Regions from separate parts of the Homo sapiens genome. Here region 1 is linked to region 2. A link is an interaction called in ENCODE POLR2A ChIA-PET data of the cell type or tissue named here. Cell type or tissue: MCF 10A. All regions are shown on one strand. Each heading gives the region's core, and the rest is flanking DNA. Links, peaks and the distances in the headings are about the cores only. Region 1 has its middle 16 kb from the start of ASPG. Region 2 has its middle 23 kb from the start of ATP5MJ.

Region 1 (11,602 bases), core at 2,377-10,376, 170 kb before region 2:
GAGGCCAAGGCGGGTGGATCATGAGGTCAGGAGATCAAGATCATCCTGGCTAACATGGTGAAGCCCCGTCTCTACTAAAAATATAAAAAATTAGCCTTGCATGGTGGTGGGCACCTGTAGTCTCAGTTACTCAGGAGGCTGAGGCAGGAGAACGGCGTGAACCCAGGAGGCAGATCTTGCAGTGAGCCAAGATTGCACCACTGCACTCCAGCCTGGGCGAAAGTGCGAGACTCCCTCTCAAAAACAAACAAACAAACAAACAAAATTGCCTCCAGTATTCGGTAGTCACATGCTGCAGAGGTTCTTAGTAGAGGAATAGGCTCCACCAGATAGCCTAGGTGTGTCATACGCTGTACCATCTAGGTTTGTCTAAGTGTACTCCATGACGTTCACACAACAAAATCGCCTAATGGCACAGTTCTCAGAACGTATCCCTGTCAAGTGACACACGACTGCACTTCTCTGAGGTTATAATGGCATCTTTCTCTTGCTTAAAAAGCCTTTTCAAATGAATGTACTAAGATCTTCCAAATACAAAAGTGAATCCAGAGAATAATCAAGAACCTGCCTAAAGGCCGTAGTACTTCCTCGCCCCAGTATTTCATTACAGCATTTGCTACTGTGCCCTAGTTTCTCAGTGAGTCTTAACGTGGCATCAGGAACTGGGTCATGTACATCTTCTGTCTTCCTTAGAGTGGTTACTTTATGGTGGAGAGAGAAGATGCTTAATAAATGCTTTGTTACCTGAATTCCGATTATTGAGATACTGCCTGTGCTTCTAAATGGAAGCAAGCCTGAACTTTTCAGAGTAGAAAGTAGGTTTTGGTTAAGTTACTTTGAGCTTAGGCAATTCTGAATAAATAGCCTGGAAGCAAATATACACGACCACATGCGGTCTAGGATACCTCATTTACTGTGGTCTCTTAATTCCCACTTTTAATACTCCATCTGCAGCTTAGCACTTTGTGATTGAATGTGTATTCTTTTGACTTCTTGGGTTTTTTAGTACATACTGTTTTAAACAGGAACTATGGCTGCTTATAACACAGACCAAACCTAACAGAGGCTTTAAAAAGTTAATTTCTCTCCCACATAAAAGAAGTCTCCAGGTAGGCAGTCCAGGCTGGTGGGATGGCTCTATGGTTGAGAGGAACCCAGATTCTGCCATTGTTTGTCAATGGTTTCCATTCTTAAGGTCCCCTCAAAGTTGAAGATGGCTGCTCAAGCACCAGCCATCATGTGTGCACTCCAGGGAAGCAGGAAGACATCTAAAGGAATGAAAGGGCCCAGCGGTAACCTGTCTCCCTTTTAAGGGAGGAGGCTTTAACCACTTCCTGCTTTCATCTCATTGGTCAGAACTAGCCACATGGCCATGCCTAGCTGCAAGAGATGCTGGGAAACGTAATCTCGTAGGTAAACACACTGCTGCCTTCTCAAGAGAACCAGGTTCTGTTACAGAACAGAAAAGGGGGAAAAACAGTATAAATTCTGCCACAGATAACAACTCATGGATTTATGTATTTTTGGTGAGTAAGTGTGATCAGATGCATGCATTGGCATAATCGTGTTCCCATCTATCCATGGCTCCCTCTCTCCCTTTACCCTCATTACCACCCAGTTCCATCATCTCCCACCTTGGATGACCGAGGTCATTATCTAGAACATCCTTCCACGTTGTTCTCTGTGCTCTTAATCCCATCCCGACATGCACAAGCACATACACACTTACACAGATACATCTATGTGCGTTTTCTGGTTACTGAATTTTTTTTTTCCACAGTCTTACTCTGTTGCCCAGGCTGGAGTGCAGTGGCACAATCGCGGCTCACTGCAACCTCCACCTCCCGGGTTCAAGTGATTTTCCTGCCTCATCCTCCCAAGTAGCTGGGATTACAGGCACGTGCCACCATGCCCAGCTAATTTTTTGTATTTTTAGTAGGGATGGGGTTTCACCATGTTGGCTGGGCTGGCCTTGAACTCCTGACCTCAAGTGATCTGCCTACCTCAGCCTCCCAAAGTACTGGGATTACAGGTGTGAGCCATTGCACCCAGCCTGGTTACTGATTTTTAGGAAGATATTACGCACACTTTTGCATCTTTCTTTCTCACTTGCCGTATCTTGTGGACATCTTTTCAGGCCAACAGCTGTAACTCTCACCTCACTCTTCACATGGCTGCACGGTATTTCTTGACATTGACTGCTATAACATGTTTACCGTTTCCTTTTGTGTGACATTCATCATTTCTAGTGTTCAGTTATTACACTGTACAGTTGTCCTGACATATCTAAGTCAAAGGATATGCCTGTTTTTAATTTTCCCAGATGTTGCCAGATTGACTTCCAAAAGAAACTTTAAGACTTCATACATTTACCAGCAATATGCAAGTATTTCTTCCCTCCACCTCCCCAACAACAAGCCATACAGCTCTTTTTAAAATCTTGCCAGTCTATAAAGCTCACTGATTTATGATTCCCTTACTACTAAGGAATTTGAGCATTTTCACGTGTTAGTCATTTGGACAGTTATTCATATCATTGTCGTGGTTTCCTGTTTGACTCTTGTGCTCTTCCCTGACAATTTTTTAAAATTTTATTTCTCAGAGTCTTGCTGTCACTCAGGTTAGAATGCAGTGGTGTATTCATGGCTCACTGCAGCCTCAAACTCTTGGGCTCAAGCAATCCTCCCGCCTCAGCCTCCTGAGGTACTGGGACTACAGGCACTCACCACCTGTAACTTTTTTTTTTTTTTTTTAAGACATCAGGTCTCAGTCGGGCACGGTGACTCACACATGTAATCCCAGCACTTTGGGAGACCAACGCAGGCAGATCACTTGAGGTCAGGAGTTCGAGACCAGCCTAGCCAACATGGTGAAACCCCATCTGTACTAAAAAAAAATACAAAAATTAGCCAGGCGTGGTGGTGGGCACCTATAATCCCAGCTACTCAGGAGGCTGAGGCACAAGAATCACTTGAACCCGGGAGGCAGAGGTTGCAGTGAGCCGAGATCACACCACTGCACTCCAGCCTGGGTGACAGAGTGAGACTCCATCTTAAAAAAAAAAAAAAAAGAGGGAGAGAGAAAGAGATCAGGTCTTACTGTGATCTTGAACTCCTGACTTCAAGCAATTCTCCTGCTTTGGCCTCCCAAAGTGCTGGGAATACAAGTGTGAGCCACCACTCCCAGCCTTGCCTGACAATTTTTAAAAAGGTTTTTGTGTATACATATTAACCCTTTGTTGTTTACATCAATCTATGCAATCTAACCTATCCACTGATTGGTTATGGTATCTTTTGCTATATGAGGTTTTTAAAATGTTATATCGCCAAACATGGGTATCTTTTGCCATATGGAGTTTTAATGCTTATGTATTCAAATATGTTTGTATCTTTTTACATGGCTTCTGATTTTCCAATCTAGGTTAATATTACCTAAAATGTGCATACAGTAGAATTCTATTCTTAGGCATTTATTCATCTCCACAAATTTTAAGATACTTTTTATCCAATTCCCAAAAGACACTGTTGAGATTCTAATTGGAATTACATTTTCGTATTAACTTGGGAGAGTTGACAAAAGTTATATGAAATCTTCTCAGCTGCGCTTTTTCAGCCATCTGGATTTTACGTCTTTTTTTTTTTTTTTTTTTTTTTTTTGAAACAGAGTTTCGCTCTTGACATCCAGGCTGGAGTGCAGTGGTGCAATCTCAGCTCACTGCAACCTCCATCTCCTGGGTTCAAGCAATTCTCCTGCCTCTGCCTCCTGAGTAGCTGGGATTACAGGCTCATGTCACCACACCCAGCTAATTTTTGTATTTTCAGTAGAGATGGGGTTTCACCACGTCAGGCCAGGCTGGTCTCGAACTCCTGACCTCAGGTGATCTGCCCACCTCGGCCTCCCAAAGTGCTGGGATTACAGGCGTGAGCCACTGCACCTGGCCAATTTTATGTCTTTCAATAAGATCTCAGTTTTCTTCACTTAGGGATAGGTCCTACACCTTTATTCTAAAACATCTTATTTTTTTTCACCACATACATAGAATGTCTTTTGTTTTGTTTTGTTTGCTTGTTTTTTTGAGATGGAGTCTCGCTCTGTTGCCCAAGCTGGAGTGCAGTGAATCTCAACAGTGTCTTTTGGGAATTGGATAAAAAGTATCTTAAAATTTGTGGAGATGAATAAATGCCTAAGAATAGAATTCTACTGTATGCACATTTTAGGTAATATTAACCTAGATTGGAAAATCAGAAGCCATGTAAAAAGATACAAACATATTTGAGTACATAAGCATTAAAACTCCATATGGCAATCTTGGCTCACCGCAAGCTCCGCCTCCCAGGTTCACGCCATTCTCCTGCCTCAGGCTCCCGAGTAGCCGGGACTACAGGTGCCCGCAACAACGCCTGGCTAATTTTTTGTATTTTTAGTAGAGATGGGGTTTCACCGTGTTAGCCAGGATGGTCTTGATCCCCTGCCCTCGTGATCCACCCACCTCGGCCTCCCAAAGTGCTGGGATTACAGGCATGAGCCACCGCGCCTGGCCACACAGAATGTTTTCTCCATTGCTAGGTTCTTATTGCCACAGCGGAGAAGCCCATGGCTTTTGTATCTTTAGCTTATATCCAGAAGCCTTAGCAAAATATGTTATTATAGCAGGGGGTCTTCTAGGTTATGCAGAAAAAGAATTCACACAGCAAGCCCAAGATTGCACTCCTTAGAAAGGTCTGCTTCCAAAGTTGGCCCTTGATTGGCAGCCGGGAGCCTGAATTTTAGGAGGGTTCCCACCATTCTCTGACATGGGTGTCTCACTGTGCCTCAACTATTTGAACAAACAATGTGGTCTACACTGAACTGGGAGTCTGTAATTTTGGCACATGCTAGGCAGAGGGTTCCTACATGACCAGTCCCCAATAAAAACATGGGCACTGAGATTCTGATGAGCTTCCCTGGCACACACACTTCACCCACATTATCACAACATGCTGTGGACAAACTAAGAATGTCCTGTGTGACTCCCCCAGCAGAGGACCTGATTTTCTCTGGACTTCATCCCGTGTCTTTTCCCTGTGATTTTCTCTGCATCCTTTCACGATAGTAAATCTCACCCATGAGCACAACTGCATGCTAAGTCCTACAAGTCCTGGTGAATTACTGAACCTGGGGTGGACTTGGGTATCCTCAACACGTGTACACATCAGAGCAGCAAAAAGAGCTTTCTCTCTTCTTGTCTAATGTTACGTCGGTTATTTCATCTTTCTTTTCTCATTATAATTTCGGGCCTTCAAGTGATTGTTAAGTAACAGGAAGAGTACACATCCCTGACCAGTTTCTAATTTTAACTGAAATGGCTTTAATGTTTTGCCACTTAAAAGAACGTTTACCATTATTTTTTGATTTTCATCACATTTCAGTATGGGTAGTCCTTACTTTACACAGCTGTGATATGCACGCATTTCTGTTACCATAGTTCAGTAACAAAGCCCCCCCCCCCAACAGCACAATTCAAGTACCGGTCTCCCTGGCATACAACCGTGAGAAACCGCACGAAGAGTAAACTGTGCTGCCAACTCTTCAACCCACAAATGTGCAAATCACAGGTGTGCATCAGATCAGGAACCCATCCCGACACTTCTTTCAAAGCCCATCAGGAATTGATCACTGAGCACCTGTTATTCAGCTCACACAGAAAAGTTTGTTGCCTCCTTGCCTCCCAGTGATAAGCCCACACGACAGTTTATGAAAATGGAAAGAGGGAACCAACCCACAAAGGTGAAAATGCAGCAAAGAAATGAAATGTGACAACCCTGGAAGTGACATTTGAATGAAACCTAAGTGAGGTCACAGAGAAAACAGCTGAGGGAGGGAACGTGGACGCTGCTGCCAACCAGGGGCTCCAGCGGTGCAGCCAGAGAGGCTGAGAGGGGGCAGCCTGTCTGCGTAAATGAGTGTATTAAGGTGCTCTAAAGGGACAGAACTAATAGGATGTACGTATATACAAAGGGGAGTTTATTAAGGAGTATTGACTCCCACAATCACAAGGTGAAGTCCCACAATAGGCCGTCTGCAAGCTGAGGAGCCAGGAAGCCAGTCCGAGTCCCAAAACCCTCAAAGCAGGGAAGACAACAGTGCAGCCTTGTCTGTGACCAGAGGCCCAAGAGTCCCTGGCAAACCGCTGGTGTAAGTCCAAGAGCCCAAAAGCTAAAGAACTTGGAACATCCAACACGGGAGAAAGATGAAGGCTGGAAGACAGTAAGTCTCTCTCATTCCACTTTCTTCTGCCTGCTTTACTTTAGCCACGCTGGCAGCTGATGAGATGGTGCCCACCCAGATGGAGGGTGGGTCTGCCTCTCCCAATCCGCTGATTCAATGTGAGTCTCCTTTGGCAACACCCTCACAGACACACCCAGGATCAATACTCTGCATCCTTCAATCCAATCAAGTTGACACTCAGTATTAATCTTCACAATGAGCAAACAGTTGTGACGAGAAGGATGAAGACAGCCTCGGGGGTGTGACGCCAGCAAAAAACCGCAAATGAAAGGAACTCTGGGAGGCATTTTGCAACACGGGATGTGCAAATGATACAGTGTTGGAAGCCGATCCAACTAGAAAGGAGCGTGGCAACTCAACAGGCCCCGGAGAAGATGCTCGGCCAGAAGCCCAGAAGCGGAAGTTGTAGGAAGAGGCAGTGGCGGCAAGTGCTGTTTAAACTACTATTGACGGGACTTTAGAAAGAGACAAAATGCTTTAATCCCAATGTTTCTAGTGTTTCAAATCACAGTGTGCTAAATACATTAGTTTTACTGCTCTTTTCATTTCTCTACACATTTGTAACCAATAACAAACAGTGGGAGTTTTTACTGTACTGCTTCACAGGTGATGGAGCAGCTGCTTCTCAGTAGGATTGCTCTGCACAGTTTCGGCTTGCAGAACCACCATTTTTATGATGCTGGCCCTCCATGCAATGCAAAAACTACTGTAGCTTTTTCCTATTTCTATTTTACATGTTTTATTTCTTCTTTTAAGTTAGGAATGGGTGCTGAACCTCAAATGGATCCCTTTTCAGTATCCGCTGATAGCCACATATGATTTTCCCACGGCATCTACATGGGGCTTGGCCAATGATTCTGGCTACAGGTGAAGTTCACAAGACAGCTGCAGGAGCACATCCAGGCTTGACTAGAGGCCTCGTACACCTGCTGCTGCTCAGAGGTGCATTGAGAAAAAACCTATGGCTGCAGGGTGAAGAATAAGAGAAGAGGCAGCAATTCGAAATTAGGAAACTCCATCTACAAGGCACCCTGACTCCAAAATCACAACCCTGTTGATATGGTTTGGCTCTGTGTCCCCACCCAAATCTCATGTTGCACAGTAATCCCTAATGTTGGGGGAGGGACCTGGTGGGAGGTGATTGGATCCTGGGGGTGGATTCCCCCTTGCTGTTCTCGTGATAGTGAGTTCTCACTAGATCTGGTTGTTTAAAAGGATGTAGCACCTCCCCCTTCACCCTCTCTCTTCTGCTCCACCATGTGAAGATTGTACCTGCTTCCCCTTCACCTTTCTCTATGATTCTAAGTTTCCTGAGATCTCCCCAGCCATGCTTCCTGTACAGCCTGCAGAACCATGGGCCAATTAAATGTCTATTATCAATAAATTACCCAGTTCCAGGTATGTCTTTAGAGCAGTGTGAGAACAAATGAATACAGAAAACTGGTACCAGAGAAGTGGGGCAGTGCAATAAAGATGCCTGAAAATAAGGAAGCAACTTTGGATGGAAGTGGGTAACGGGCAGAGGTTGGAACAGTTTGGAGGCCTCAGAAGAAAACAGAAAGATGAGGGAGCGTTTGGAACTTCCTAGAGACTTGTTGAATGGTTGTAACCAAAATGCTGATAGTTATATGGACAGTGAAGTCCAGGCTGAGGTGGTGTCAGATGGAGATGAGGAACTTACTGAGAACTGGAGTAAAGGTCACTCTTGCTATGCTTTAGCAAAGAGACCAGTGGCATCATGTCCCTGCTCTAGAGATCTGTGGAACTTTGAACTTGAGAGAAATGATTTAGGGTATCTGGAAGAAATTTCTAAGCAGCAAAGCATTCAAGATGTGGCCTGGCTGCTTCTAAAAGCCTATACTCATTTTCATAAACAAAGAAATGACCTGAAACTAGAACTTACATTTAAAAGGGAAGCAGAGCATAAAAGTTTGGAAATTTTGCAGCCTCATTATGCAGCAAAAAAAATTTCCTGGGGAAAAAGTCAAGGCTGCAGAAATTTGCATAAGATGAGCCAAATGTTAATTAATAGCCAAGACAATGGGAAAAATGCCTCCAGGGCACTTCAGAGACCTTCACTGCCGCACCCCCCATCACAGGCCTGGAGGACTAGGAGGGAAAAATGGTTTTGTGGGCCAGATCCAGGGCCCCACTGCTCTGTGCAGCCTCAGGCCATGGCACCCTGTGTCCCCGACACTCTCAGCTCCAGCCATGGCTAAAAGGGGCCAAGGTACAGCTCTGGCCATTGCTTCAGAGGGTGCAAGCCCCAAGCTTTGGTGGGTTCCACGTGGTGTTGGGCATGTGGGTACGCAGAAGACAAGAGTTGAGGGTTGGGAGCCTCCACTTAGATTTCAGAGAATGTATGGGAACACCTGGATGTCCAGGCAGAAGTCAGCCTGGGCTCCCATGCAGCCTGTAGGTGCACAGAAGTCAAGAATTGAGGTTTGGGATCTTCTGTCTAGATTTCAGAGGATGTATGCAAATGCCTGCATGTCTAGGTAGAGGTGTGCTGCAGGGGTGAAGCCCTCACGGAGAACCTACTAGGGCAGTGCAAAGGGGAAATGTGGGGTTGGAGCCTCCAGACGCGGTCCCCACTGGGGCACTGCCCTAGTGGAGCTGTGAGAAGAGTGTCCCCATCTGCCAGAACCCAGAATGGTAGATCCACCAACAGTTTGCACCATGTGCCTGGACAAGCGACAGGCACTCAATGCCAGGCTGTGAAAGCAGCTGCAGGTGCTGTACCCTGCAGAGCCACAGAGGCAGAGCGGCCCAAGGCCTTGGGAACCCACCCTTTGCATCAGTATGGCCTGCATGTGAGACATGGAGTAAAAAGAATCAATCATTTTGGAGCTTTAGGAATTTAATGACTGACCTGCTGGGTTTCAGACCTGCATAGAGCCTGTAGCCCCTGTTTTGGCCAATTTCTCCCTTTTGGAATGGGAGCATTTAACCAATCCCTGTACTCACATTGCATCTTGGAAGCAACTAACTTGTTTTTTATTTTACAGGCTCATAGGTGGAAGAGATTCGCCTTGTCTCAGATGAGATTTTGGACTTGGACTTTTGAGTTAAAGTTGGAATGAGTTAAGACTTTGAAGGACTTTTGGGAAGGCATAATTGGTTTTGAAATGTGAGAAGGACATGGGATGTGAGAGGGGCCAGGGGCAGAATGATATGGTTTGGCTCTGTGTCCCCATCCAAATCTCATGTTGAATTGTAATCCCCAGTGTTGGGAGAGGGACCTGATGGGAAGTGATTGGATCATGGGGGCAGATTTCCCCCTTGCTGTTCTTGTGATAGTGAGTTCTTATAAGATCTGGTTGTTTAAAAGTGTGTAGCACCTCCCCCTTCACTCTCTCTCTCCTGCTCCTCCATGTGAAGAAGGTGCTTGCATCCCCTTTGCCCTTCTACCATGACTGTAAGTTTCCTGAGGCCTCCCCAGCCATGCTTTCTGTGCAGCTGGCAGAATTGAGTCAATTAAACCTCTTTTCTTAATTACCCAGTCTCAGGTAGTTCTTTATAGCAGTGCGAGAACAGACTAATACACCTGCCATTTCTGACAAAGTGTGAGTTTAAAACATTTTTTCTCTTTTTTTTTTTTTTTTTTTTGAGATGGAGTTTCACTCTTGTTGCTCAGGCTGGAGTGCAATGGCGTGTAATCTCGGCTCACCACAAGCTCTGCCTCCCAGGTTCAAGCGATTCTCCTGTCTCAGCCTCCCAAGTAGCTGGGATTACAGGTATGTGCCACCACACCCGGCTAATTTTGTATTTTTAATAGAGACAGGGTTTCTCCATGTTGGTCAGGCTGGTCTTGAACTCCTGGCCTCAGGTGATCCGCCCACTTAAGTTTAAAACATATTAATCAGCATTATACGAATGATGAATTTTCACTGAAAAAGTATTTTCTTAAATGAATTTCACCAAGTCAGTATACTTCTTTGCTCAATTTTCTAAACAAAGTAGTTTCTACTTTTTATATTTTCTTTTTAAAATTTCCTAAAAGATTTTTCATCAGGTTAATTATCTTCCAGACAAGCTTTGGGGAGGCAAGTTCTGCCTATGTGTTTTTTGGTGAGAGCATCTGTGTACGGATTATCTTTGGGAGCCATTATTTTCCTGGGTCAAATTTTACAAAGATGGCTGTTCTCTCCATTTTTAGACAGTAACCACTGTCACTGGCTGTGGTTTTAGGATTATTCCTGTCAAGCTTACTTTTCCCCAGATAAATTCTAACCGTTTTCAATGTCACCATTAAATGTAATTCTTCAGCTTTCTATAATACATGTTATCATTGTCTGCTGTATTTTGTGTTTTCTACCAACTGCGTTTACTAGGAATGATATCAACGACGGGGCTGTATCTACCTCCTGGGTAAGCCATAAGAGGGTTGCACCAAGTACCGAGGACAAGGTGGTGAAGTGCCCTTCAGCAGAGCTGAAGACAAGGAGACAAGCTGAGGCCCAGTGGACCACCTGCCTCCCACTCCCTTGGCAAAACAAAACCAACAAAAACACTAAACCTGCCAGTCAGTGCCTGGCAGGAGATGGGGTTCACTCTACAGAAAAACAATAAGCATACATAAAAAGAAGGAAATCTTGTCATTTGTGACACCATGGATGAATGTGGAGAACATTAAGTTGGATGAAATAGGCACAGAGAGACAAATCCTGCATGATCTCACTCACATGCGGAACCTACAACAGCTGATCTCATAGGCAGACAGAGTAGAATGGCGGTTACCAGAGCTTGGGCGGTTGCAGGGAGTCCAACGGGGAAAGATGTTGGTCAACAGATAATATATAATTACAAGGGGCGGGACGTCCAGAACAGGCATGTATATAGAGACAGAACAGGCAAAATACAAAGACAAAGCAGATAAGTGATTGCCTGGGGACAAGGGTGAGGCTGGGGCGGGGAAAGCGTGGAGTAGGGAGAAACTGGGATGACCTCAAATGGTTCCAGAGATTCTTTCTCGAGTGATGAAAATGCTCTAACGTTGATTGTGGAGATGGCTGCAGAACACTGTGAACATACTAAAATCACTGGACAGGACACTTTTAAATAGGTGAATTATATGGTATATGAATTATATCTCAATAAAGCTGTTTTTTTTTTTTTAAGAAGGAAAACAGTGTGAAGGATCTGGCTTCAAAAATACCAGGTTCTGCACCACTGAGTTCTTCTCACTGGCTAGTATTAATCTCTAAAGAAAGCTGTGGTACTCACTCTTCCACAACTTCACTGCTAAGTTATTACCACCACCAAGAAAAAGCATCCGGCCAAATAAAGAAATCAAACATCTTAGTGGTTCTGGACACTTCAGGAAGTCCCAGCA
Region 2 (11,602 bases), core at 2,415-10,414:
AGGAAGCTGAGATAGAAAGATTGCTTGAGCTCAGGAGTTCAAGATCTCCCTCAGTAACATAGCAAGACCCCATCTTTTTTTTTTTTTTCAAGATGGAGTCTCGCTCTGTCACCCAGGCCAGAGTGCAGTGGCGCAATCTCAGCTCACTGCAACCTCCACCTCCCCGGTTCAAGCGATTCTTCTGCCTCAGCCTCCTGACTAGCTGGGACTACAGGTGCGTGACACCACGCCCGGCAATTTTTTGTATTTTTAGTAGAGACGGGGTTTCACCGTGTAGCCAGGATGGTCTCAATCTCCTGACCTCGTGATCCTCCCGCCTCGGGCTTTCAAAGTGCTGGGATTACAGGTGTGAGCCACCGCACCCGGCCGCAGGACCCCTCCTTAAAAAAAAAAAAAAAAGAAACGAAAAAGAGAAAAACAATGGAGAAAGATCAATGAAACCAAAAGCTGGTTCTTTGAGAACGTCAATAAAATGGATAAACCGCTAGCCAGACTGATCAAGAAAAAAATAAAGGAAGAAGATAAAATCAATATCAGGAATGAGAGAGATGCCATCTGGTCTTGAACTCCTGGGCTCATCTAAGGGAAACACAGCAGAGATGGAGGAGGAGGGATTGATTACAAAAAGTCAGGAGGAAACTTTGGGGGGTGATGGATCTGTTCATTTTCTTGATTGTGGGGATGGTTTGACTGTGTATATATATGTTAAAACTCATTGGCGAGGCTCGGTGGCTCATGCCTGTAATCCCAACACTTTGGGAGGCCGAGGCAGAAGAATCACTTGAACCAGGAGGCGGAGGTTGCAATGAGCTGAGATCGCATCACTGCGCTCCAGCCTGGTGATAAGGTGAGACTCCATCTCAAAAAAAAAAAAAAAACTCATCAAATTGTGCAATTAATGTGAAACTTACCAATAACCTCCAAATTATGTAGACATAATGTTATGTGGAGACTTTATACTTCAATAAAGCTATAAGAAAAGTTTCTGGCCGGGTGCGGTGGCTCACGCCTGTAATCCCAGCACTTTGGGAGGCCGAGGCGGGTGGATCACGAGGTCAGGAGATCGAGACCATCCTAGCTAACACGGTGAAACCCTGTCTCTACCAAAAAAATACAAAAATTAGCTGGGGATGGTGGCGGGCGCCTGTAGTCCCAGCTACTCAGGAGGCTGAGACAGGAGAATGGCGTGAACTGGTGAGGCGGAGCTTGCAGTGAGCCGAGATCACGCCACTGCACTCCAGCCTGGGTGACAGAGTGAGACTCCATCTCAAAAAAAAAAAAAAAAAAAAAAAAGGTTTCTAAAAATTCTATGCTGGCCAAGCGTGGTGGCTCATGCCTGTAATCCCAGTACTTTGGGAGGCTAAGGCAGGGGGATTTCTTGAGCCCAGAAGGTTGAGGCTGCAGTGAGCCATGATCGAACCACTGCACTCCAGTGTGCGGGACAGTGAGACCCTGTCTCAAAAAAAAAAAAAAAAAAAACCTGGGCGTGGTGGCTCACACCTGTAATCCCAGCACTTTGGGGGGCCAAGGTGGGCAGATCACCTAAGGTCAGGAGTTCAAGACCGGCCTGACCAACACAATGAAACCCCGTCTCTACTAAAAATACAAAAATTAGCCGGGTGTGGTGGCGGGCTTCTGTAATCCCAGCTACTCGGGAGGCTGAGACAGGAGAATCGCTTGAACCCGGGAGGTGGAGGTTGCAGTGAGCCGAGATCATGCCATTGCACTCCAGTCTAGGCAAGAAGAACAAAACTCCATATCAAAAAAAAAAAAAAAATTCTAGGCTAACCCTCAGAAAATAAAGACCTAGTTTTTCAATGAATGAAAAGTATCCAATATGATACATTAAATCCTGTCTCAAAACCATTGATAATTCTCAGAGTGCCTGGGCTGAAATTTACCCCTTTATTTGAGCAAATAGTTTCTTCATAGATAGGGAAATTTAGTGCTATTTAATCAAATGTGCCAGAGTAATATTAAAATATTTGAGGAGTCCTGGGTGGGTGCGGTGGCTCATGCCTGTAATCCCAGCACTCTGGGAGGCAAAGGTGGGCAGATCACTCGAGGTCAGGAGTTCGAAGCCAGCCTGGCCAAAATGGCGAAACCTTGTCTCTACTAAAATTACAAAAATTAGCCGGATGTGATGGCACATGCCTGTAGTCGCAGCTACTCGGGAGGCTGAGGCAGGAGAATCACTTGAACCCAGGAGGCGGAGGTTGTAGTTAGTGGAGATCACGCCACTTGCTCTCCAGCCAAGAGTGAGACTCCACCTCCAATAATAATAATAATAATAAAATATTTGAGGAGTCCTAAAATGTAAGTACCCATAAGCATTTAGAAATACCCACCTACAGATAAGTAAGTGAGGTGGTCATTATACATCATTCTTGGCCAGTAATCCAGGCTTGAGATGCTGTGTGAACTTGTAAGCAGCAAAAGAAGATAAAAAGGCATTCTTCATAAAGTTAAGAATTAAATGAGATATCAATAAGCCTTATTTTAAAATAATTCATCATGCCAGGCATGGCGGCTCACGCCTGTAATCCCAGCAATTTGTGAGGCCGAGGTGGGTGGATCACCTGAGGTCAGGACTTCGAGACCAGCCAGACCAACATGGAGAAACCCCATCTCTAAACACAAAAATTAGCTGAGCATGGTTGTGGGCACCTGTAATCCCAGCTACTCGGGAGGCTGAGGCAGGAGAATCACTTGAACCCGGGAGGCAGAGGTTGCAATGAGCCGAGATCGCGCCACTGCACTCCAGCCTGGGCGACAGAGGGAGACTCCATCTAAAAAAAAAATAATAAAATTAAAAATAAAGTAAAATAACTCATCATTTAGTTTTACATAACTCAAACTTGCTTTCTCTGTTCAGTGATTGAGGTTTCGTTACATTCATTGGTTGAATTCAAAATAGAATTCACTTAGGATTGATTTGCAAGCACAATATACTCAGAATACAGCAGACAAGTGCGACTCGCATGTGAGAACTCTGGGGGTTCTAAGTCAGGTGTGTGGGAGGGAACGCTGCTCCCACGATATGCCAGGAAGGGAGGGCTCCCGCGGGGAAGCGGCCCTGGGAGTGGCGCCCCCTGCTGGACAGCGCGCCGGTGCACACCAGCGAGCGAGAAGCTCTGCGCTGCTGGAGGAAAAGTGGGTTCAAGCCAAAGCTTCCCAAAGGGAGTCACCTTGAGGCCCCTTCTGTCGGAACATGCTGAGATGCTGGTGCTCCAAGCCCAGGAATCTCTGGCTCTTCCTGAGTGCCCACCCCATGATGAACAGCTCCTCTTTAGTCGACCTCTTTCGCCTGGGACCCACACCTGCCACTCTCAGCCACGCTCTGCACATGCCTTTCTGGGGTCACAAAGCTCATTACACATCTTCCTTGGTTGAAAGAAGAATTTCAGCCAGGAGCGGTGGCTCACGCCTGTAATCCCAGCACTTTGGGAGCTCGAGGTGGGAGGATCATCTAAGTCCACGAGTTCGAGACCAGCCTGGGCAACAAAGTGAGGCCCTATCTCTAAAAAAAAAAAAAAAAAAAAAAAAATTGTTTGTTTTGTTTTGTTTTGTTTTGTTTTTGAGATGAAGTCTCGCTCTGTTGCCTAGGCTGGAGTGCAATGGTGATCTTGGCTCCCTACAACTTCCGCCTCCTGAGTCGAAGCAATTCTCCCACCTCAGCCTCCCGAGTAGCTGGGATTACAGGCGTGCGCTACCACGCCTGGCTAATTTTTGTATTTTTTAGTAGAGACAGAGTTTCACCTCGTTGGCCAGACTGCTCTCGAACTCCTGACCTCAAGTGATCCCCCCATCTCAGCCTCCCAAAGTGCTGGCATTACAGGCGTGAGCCACCGTGCCTGGCCAAAAAAAAATTTTTTTAATCGCGCAGTGGCACATGCCTGTAATTCCAGTTACTCAGGTGGCCAAGGCGGGAGGATTGCTTGAGCCCAACCAAGAGCTAGAGGCTGCAGTGAGCTATGGTGGCACCAAGTACTCCAGCCTGGGCATCAGAGTGAGACCCTGTCTCAAAATAAAAAAAGTGCTGGAGGCTCATGTTCCCCCGTTGCAGCGTGTGACCACTGACTGCCAGGCACACTCTAGGATCAAGCTGCTGCAAGCACCAACAGGACCTGGGCCGAAACTCGCCTCCTGAAACCCACCTCCTGCTTGTCTTCTCCTGTTTCCATAAGCATTGAGAAGCCTGCTCTCCTCCGCACCCCCCAGTAAGCCACCTGAGCACGAATCCCCACCTGGGCGGATGTGGGCAGCACACAGGTAATCCCGGGGTGGCCACCCTGCCCACACCACCCACCGTGCTCTTCTTCACATCAGCTGCCTTCAGGTGACTGCACATCCCAAAACTGCGTGGGAACACCACCGTGGGCCTACCCATGTCCTGAAGTATCCAGGAGACTGGCGGGATGCCCGTCGCCTCTCCCTGCCCCACAAAGCGACTACTGTGGGGACCGCAAGGAGCCACATGGAAGAGCTGCCTGTCCTGGCCGGCTCAGGCTCTCCCCAGGCTGAGGACAACCATGGGACTGATAGAGACACTCTGTTGTTGAGATTCGGGCTTTCTCTCTTTCGAAAAGGGGTGAAGACGAAGGCTTGTGTCTGCATCTCCTCTCTGGTCTCAAAGCTGAGTGGCTTTTCCAGGGAAGCCAGCACCCGCGGCCTCTCATGCCAGCCCAAGCAGTTCTGAAGCCCACCCCTGTGACGAGGCGCTGCCGGCTGCGGAGCCTGTGCCAGCACGTCTCATCACCCAGGCGGGCTCCCCAGGCCCACAGGATAGCTCTGCCCCCAGCCATGGGTACTGCCAGGCCATCTCCCCACCCCACCCGGAGGAATTGAGGGCCTCTGCCTCACACACACATCCCTTCCCCGCAGCCCAAGCACCAGCACACCAGCAGGTGGAGAGAGTTGTTTCACTTGTGCTTGAGAAGGCGCCTTCCCTTCTAAGAGGAACTGCAGATGTGAACGTTTGCAAATCAAATTCCAACCGAAATGGCCTGCAGTGGCAGTTCTCAAAGGGTTTCCTGGGGCCACAGCAGCAGCATCTGGGAACCTGTCATAAATGCAGGTTCTTGGGCCCCACCCAAGACCTGCTTTGGGCCCTCCGTGATAGGGCCCAGGCCTGTGTTTCAGGAGCCCTCCAGGAGATTCTGATGCATACTCAAGTGCAGCCCACTGACCTAAAAGAGCCTGCCTTTGAAGGAAGCCTGGAGCAAGGCCTTCTGCAAAGACTTGAACCACCCGCAGTTCTGCCCAGTCAGCACAGCTGAATTTTCCTCCAAATACAGCACAGGGTGCACCCACCTTCAGAAGAAAAGCCCCCCGGCCCAGCTTCCAGGTGTCGTGAGGAGAGCAGCCGCAGACCGAGGCTGCATACCTGGGGCTGGGCTCCCTTCCCCTCCCCTGCCGCCCTGCCTGCCCTGCTGCAGGAGGCGAGGCCCGGCTGTGTGCTCACTGCTCCAGGCCTGATGATGGCTGGGAGCATTCAAGGAGCCACCCCTACCTGTGCCTGGGGCGCAGTTGGTCTTGTCTTAAACTCAATTTCTGGTAGACCTGGAGGCTGGGCTCAGCCTCAGTCTCCCTCCACCTCTCCACCATGTGTGTCAGGCAAAGAGGCTGGGCTTCCCCGCTATTTTCCTGCCCTGAGCTGAGCATCAAGCTGGGCCTCAGAGATCCTTCCTTTCTCCCCATGCTCCCCTCTCTCCAGGAGGGGAGGGACTCTCCTCCAATCTCCAATATATGGTACATATACATATATATATACCAAAACAAAGATGTAGCTGCTGTCACTGCTGACCAGAACACCCTTCCGGTGTGCCTTCCCACCTGAGCTGTGCCTGCACTCACCAGCCCCCTTGGGCAGATTGCCACTGTCTTTAGGAGCCAGGCTTATACCCACCTCTCCCCACATGCCTACCCAACTCTCAGGTCCCAACATGCCCAGCAGTTGAGCCAACACAAGTTGATCTAAGTTCATCAGAAGGTGAGTGTTTGACTGATTCTATACTCGCCACACAGGCCCACCCTCGTCTCATGCAAGTGACAGCCCCAACTCCACTCCTCATCTCCCAGCCTGTGAACCGAGGCAGCCATGGAGCCTGGAAGGAGAACAGACTCCAGTATCCACAGACGCCCATTCTAAGATGTTCTCACGGGGGATCAAAAGAAGCTGAGATCTACCCATGTTGGCCCTGTCGGGACACAGTATCTTTTGGGGATCCAAGAAGACACTGTGGGCCCCAGGACTCCTGGATCCCAGAACTGTGGCTGGCCCTGGACACAGAGCGGCCTAGAAGATCTTGGCTCTGTGTCTCACTGGGGCCTCCTTGACCCATTTCCAAGCTGTCCTCTCTCCTCCCCGTGCCTGCTCCCTGCTACGCTGCTCCGCTCCTCCTGACTAGGGTCACGATGCTGTGTGGGGCCCCATGGCACCCACACGACCTTTTGGCCATATTTCCCTTCTCCAAGGAGCCTCCCTCTTCTGTTTATGGTCCAAACCTGAATGGGACATCTGACTGGCCCGGCTCATCTTCGGCACCAGCCTATAGGTCTCCCGCCAGCCTATGCGCGAGCTGCCCTCGGGCCTGGTGTCCGCCGGTGATCCATGCCGCGTGACAGGCCAGGGTTTCAGGGGTTTCCTTCCCCACAGCTCTGCTCATTGTCTCTCTCCACCATTGAGACGCCCATCTGGGTCCCTTATATTTTGGTTTTTAAACCTCCCGGTTTCATGCAGTTTTATTTCATCTTTAAAGGTTGACACATGGTTGTCAGCCCAGCGGCCCTGGTCTGGAAGTCCAGGTTTGGGTGGCAATGGCGGTGAGAGTGCTTTGGGCCTCGGTGCCAGAGGCCAGCCTGGTGATTTAGACACCTCCTCCCTGCCAGGAGCCTGTGTTCACTCCAGTTCTTTCAAAGTGGCTGCAGAGGGGGGAGGTGGGGATTAAACGGAGGCTCCTCACTGCAGCAGAGGAAAGCAACCCTTGCCAAGCCCCTGGTCTTGTGCCAACTCCCTGCTGGTTTGGGGAAAGCTGATGAGGGTGGCCCGCCATGCTCTGGTTCTCAGGACAAAGTTCAGAAGGTGAGCCCAGCGTCCTGGCAACAACTACCCCTGGCTGCTCCGTGGCCACCGTGGGAGTGGTTAATAAACACCCGGGCTGGAGGTGGTAACGCCTATCTTCCAGGAACTTAGTTCAGAAGAGCTTTATGACCTGGATGGAGTCACCTGTTAAAGAGTAACGTACACCCCATATTACACTCGAGTCCCAGGAGTAACTATCCAGGGGAAGTGTTTATTTCCATGGGTGAACAAAGCATCCTTTGGGGGAGACCCTACCAGCACCAGGCTCTCCTTTGATGGGAACTGTCTGGCCCAGGCCTGGGGAATATGCAGCCTTGCAGCTACCAGTTAGCCACTTTGGGGGTGAGTTTATCCTACACAGTTTATCCTTGCTCTCCCCAGAGTGAGGGATTGAGTGGGCTGGCAGGAAACCAAAAGGAATCTACCTGTCCCTCCCACTCCCCCCACAGGCCCACATGGCGGGGAAGGAAGGCGGGATCCATCTCCACATGACGGGGAAGGAAGGCAGGATCCATCTCCACATGATGGGGAAGGAAGGCAGGATCCATTTCCACATGACAGGGAAGAAAGGCGGGATACGTCTCCACACATGATGGGGAAGGAAGGTGGGATCTATTTCCACGTGACAGGAAGGAAGGAGAGATCCATCTCCATGTGGCTGGAAGGAAGGCGGGATCCGTCTCCACATTGCCAAGCTACACCCTGTGGTTTCTCTCCTCGTCTGGCACAAAGGCAGTGCTCATCCCTCAGTGTGGGGCCATGGCAGTACAGGTACCCCCGTCTCCTCTGGGGTCTCACCACGTCTCACGGATCCTCCTGGAAGGGGTGCTACAGCTCTCCAAGCACTTACTCTGGGCTGCACCTTCAAGTCTGGGAGAGAGCTTTGCTAAAATACAACTTTCTGAGTCCAGCCCTGCAAACCTACCCAGCCCAGACCAGCCGAGGAGGAGATGGGGAGCCAAGTGCCTGGAGGAAGGAGCCTGGGGCTGACCAGTGCTGGATGATTAAATTAAATTCCTAGGGTGGTGCGTGCCAGTAATCCCAGGTACTCAGGAGGCTGAGGTGGGAGGAGCACTTGAGCCCAGGGGGTCAAGGCTGCAGTGAGCCATGATCACACAACTGCAATCCAGCCTGAGTGACAGAGTGAGACCCTGTCACTTAAAAATAAAATGCTCCCTGGGCCGGGTGCGGTGGCTGACTCACGCCTGTAATCCCAACACTTTGAGAGGCCAAGGTGGGCAGATCATGAGGTCAGGAGTTCGAGACCAGCCTGGCCAATACGACGAAACTTGGTCTCTACTAAAGATACAAAAATTAGCTGGGCGTGGTGGCTGGCACCTGTAATCCCAGCTACTCCAGAGGCTGAGGCAGGAGAATCGCTTCAACCTGGGAGGCGGAGGTTGTAGTGAGCCGAGATCACGCCATTGCACTCCAGCCTGGGCTACAAGGCAAGACTCTGTCTCAAAAAGAAAAGAAAAGAAAAGAAAGGGGGAGGGGAGGGGAGGGGAGGGAGAATCCAGCTATGTAGTCAGGTTGGGAAGGCCAGGAGTGTGAACCCCACGGGATGTGATGGGACTGGGGTCATGTGGGAGGCAATGCTGGCTCAGACAGAAGAGGGAGGGCGCCACGGCACTCCAGTGCAGGAGCCTGCAGTGGACCTCGTTCCCTGTGAGCACAGGGTTCTGCCTGGTCCAGGTAACAGCCGCGTGAGGCTGGTCTTAGACTGTCCATTTTTTCGCTTAAGGAACCCACAGGACGGCTGGGTGCAGTGGCTCACACTTGTAATCCCAGCACTTTGGGAGGCTGAGGTGGGCAGATCACCTGAGGTCAGGAATTCAAGACCAGCCTGGCCAACATGGTAAAACTCTGTCTTTACTAAAAGTACAAAAATTAGCCCAGTGTGGTGGCACACACCTGTAATCCCAGCTACTCAGGAGGCTGGGGCAGGAGAATCGCTTGAACCCAAGAGGCGGAGGTTGCAGTGAGCCAAGATCGCACCACTGCACTCAAGCATGGGTGACAGAGCGAGACTCTATCTCAAAAAAAAAAAAAAAAAGGAAAAAAAAGAAACCCACAGGACCACAGGTAGCCTGTCCAAGCCACACAGCCAGAGCAGGGGGCCTGGGGTGCGCAGCCTTCCGATCACGACCATGGCTCTGTGGAGTAAGATCCCTCTTCCCTGGTATGGACCCTTTATGCAAACATCCTGAGTGACACAGAGACAGAGCCTGTCTGCCGTGGTGCCATTAAGCCACCGAGCACTGGTGGCCTCTGAGTGGGACGGGTATAAGGTGGCCAGGTGGAGCCAGCCCTGGGGAAACCAGGCCAAGGACGCTGTGCCAGGCTTGGCACCAGAGACACACCCTCAGCTCACCCTGAGTGCCTCTCCACCCCCACCCTGGGGGCACCCTGGCATCCGTGAGACACATGCCTCGGACTGGAGGTGGGTCAGCTGAGGCAGGCGCAATTAGGGAGAATGGGGCAAGGCCCATGACCTGGCAGGTGCCCTCCATGTGGGGCCCTTGGGTGATTTCTGGCTGACAGGCAGGCCAGTACTGAGTCAGAAGGAAACCGCGTTTGGGAAGGCCAGAGGTCACTTCAGGGTGCTCTTCCCTCTCCTCGGGAAGCTGCCCTAATTAGCACCTTGGCCAGAGGGCCTTCATGGGAAGCGCGGCAGCTTGCATCCTCGGCCCGCCCAGTGACCTGGCCTTCCCCACGTGTGCCTGGTCCTGACCTAAGTCCTAGAGGGTGGACACCCAGCCCCCACACTGGTATGGCGGTGAGGACTGATGATCTCCCGTGGGAGATGTGGGGAGTGGTGCCTGGCCCCACCCCCGGGCCCGCTGGGCATGAAGGGGCTTCCGCCTGTCCTCGAGAGCAGCGCTGACCTGGTCACCTCCAGCCCTGCACACCTACCCAGCCCGGGCCGGCCAAGGAGGCAGGGAGCCAAGTACCTGGAGGAGGGAGCGTGGGGCTGGCCAGTGCCTGGGTGATAACTCGGAGTCCCCGGAGCACTCAGTGTCACACCCACACTGCAGCCAGAATCCACAGGCTTCCCAAAGGCCTCGATCCCCCCACCCCCTCCACACGGGCTGTGGCTTTTGCCCCCAGGCCTGCCACGCCTTGCCTCATGCCCGGAACTGGCTCACCATGCCTGCCCCTCAGCCCTCCCAGAACCTGGCCCTCACCGTGGGTGGCGACCTTTGACAAGTCACCCAACTTCTAAGCCTCGACTTCCTCATCCACAAAACAGGCTTGTTCCTGTGGTGGACATCCACTGTGGTCTGGGGACCCTCTGCAGCTATCATGGGTCATAGAGTAGATCTCTACATACTGACACAGCAAGGGCTCCAGGGGCCAGTAGCCAATGGGAAAGCCAGCTTACGTGATGACAGACAGAGCAATGCCACTTATTTTACAACATATGTGCACATGCCTGCACAACGCACTTGATTTACAACACGCACACGCAGGCACATGCACACAGACACACACACTCACACACAAATAAAACTACAGATTCTGGCCGAGTGTGGTGGCTCACGCCTGTAATCTCAGCACTTTAGGAGGCCGAGGCAGGTGGATCACCTGAGGTCAGGTGTTCGAGACCAGCCTGGCCACCATGGAGAAACCCCATCTCTACTAAAACACCAAAAAAAAAAAAAAAAAAATTGGCCAGGTGTGGCAGCGCACACCTGTAATCCCAGCTACTCAGAAAGCTGAAACAGGAGAACTCCTTGAACTCGGGAGCTGTTGAAGGTTGCAGTCAGCCAAGATGGTGCCACTGCACTCCAACCTGGGCAACAGTGAGACTTCATCTGACAAAAAAAAAAAAAAAAAAAAGGCTGGGTGCAGTGCCTGTAATCCCAGCACTTTGGGAGGCCAAGGCAGGCGGATCACCTGAGGTCGGGAGTTCAAGACTAGCTTGACCAACATGGAGAAACCCCTGTCTCTACTAAAAATACGAAATTAGCCGGGTGTGGTAGCACATGCCTGTAATCCTAGCTACTCCGGCTGAGGCAGGAGAATCGCTTGAACCTGGGAGGCAGAGGTTTCAGTGAGCCAATATCGTGCCATCGCACTCCAGCCTGGAGTGCAAGACTACCTCTCAAACAAGAGCAAGACTACCTTGCTAAAAAAAAAAAAAAAAAAAAAAAAAACCTACAAATTTTGGTGGGTTTTGAGACAGGCTCTCACTCTGTCACCCAGGCTGGAGTGCAGTGGTGTGATCATGGTTCACTGCAGCCTCAGCCTCCTGGGCTCAAGCGATCCTCCTGTCTCAGCTTCCCAAGAAGCTGAGACCACAGGCACCCGCCAATTTTTGTAGAAACGGGGTTCTGCCATGTTGCTCAGGCTGGTCTTGAACTCCTGGGCTCAAGCCTTCCACGGGCCTCAGAAAATTATGAATTCATATATGTCAGCACCACACAAGGAAAACTCTGGCAAATATGCAGACGGCAAACAAACCAGGAGGGGCAAGACCAAAGGGTCTTGATCAAGATAGACTTGAATTTTATT

What was found. ChIA-PET counts read pairs that join two places held together with the same protein. Peaks named below come from ENCODE experiments on the same cell type or tissue, not always from the same donor. Only the 100,000 strongest peaks of a DNase experiment are listed, where the experiment ranks them.
Region 1: POLR2A ChIA-PET joins it to region 2 with 6 read pairs; 2 of 35 experiments call an interaction of 5 or more read pairs at or near these places.

What each region holds. Positions count from the first base shown.
Region 1 is chr14:104,063,730-104,075,331 of GRCh38, reverse strand. No RefSeq gene overlaps it. Among named protein-coding and RNA genes, the nearest start is that of ASPG, 16 kb to the left of the region's middle. In MCF 10A, for the core only: no CTCF peak of the experiment used is centred there; no DNase peak of the experiment used is centred there.
Region 2 is chr14:103,892,723-103,904,324 of GRCh38, reverse strand. No RefSeq gene overlaps it. Among named protein-coding and RNA genes, the nearest start is that of ATP5MJ, 23 kb to the left of the region's middle. RefSeq lists a silencer at 2,982-3,041. In MCF 10A, for the core only: a CTCF peak has its summit at 3,103 (motif pointing left); a DNase peak (open chromatin) is centred at 5,914.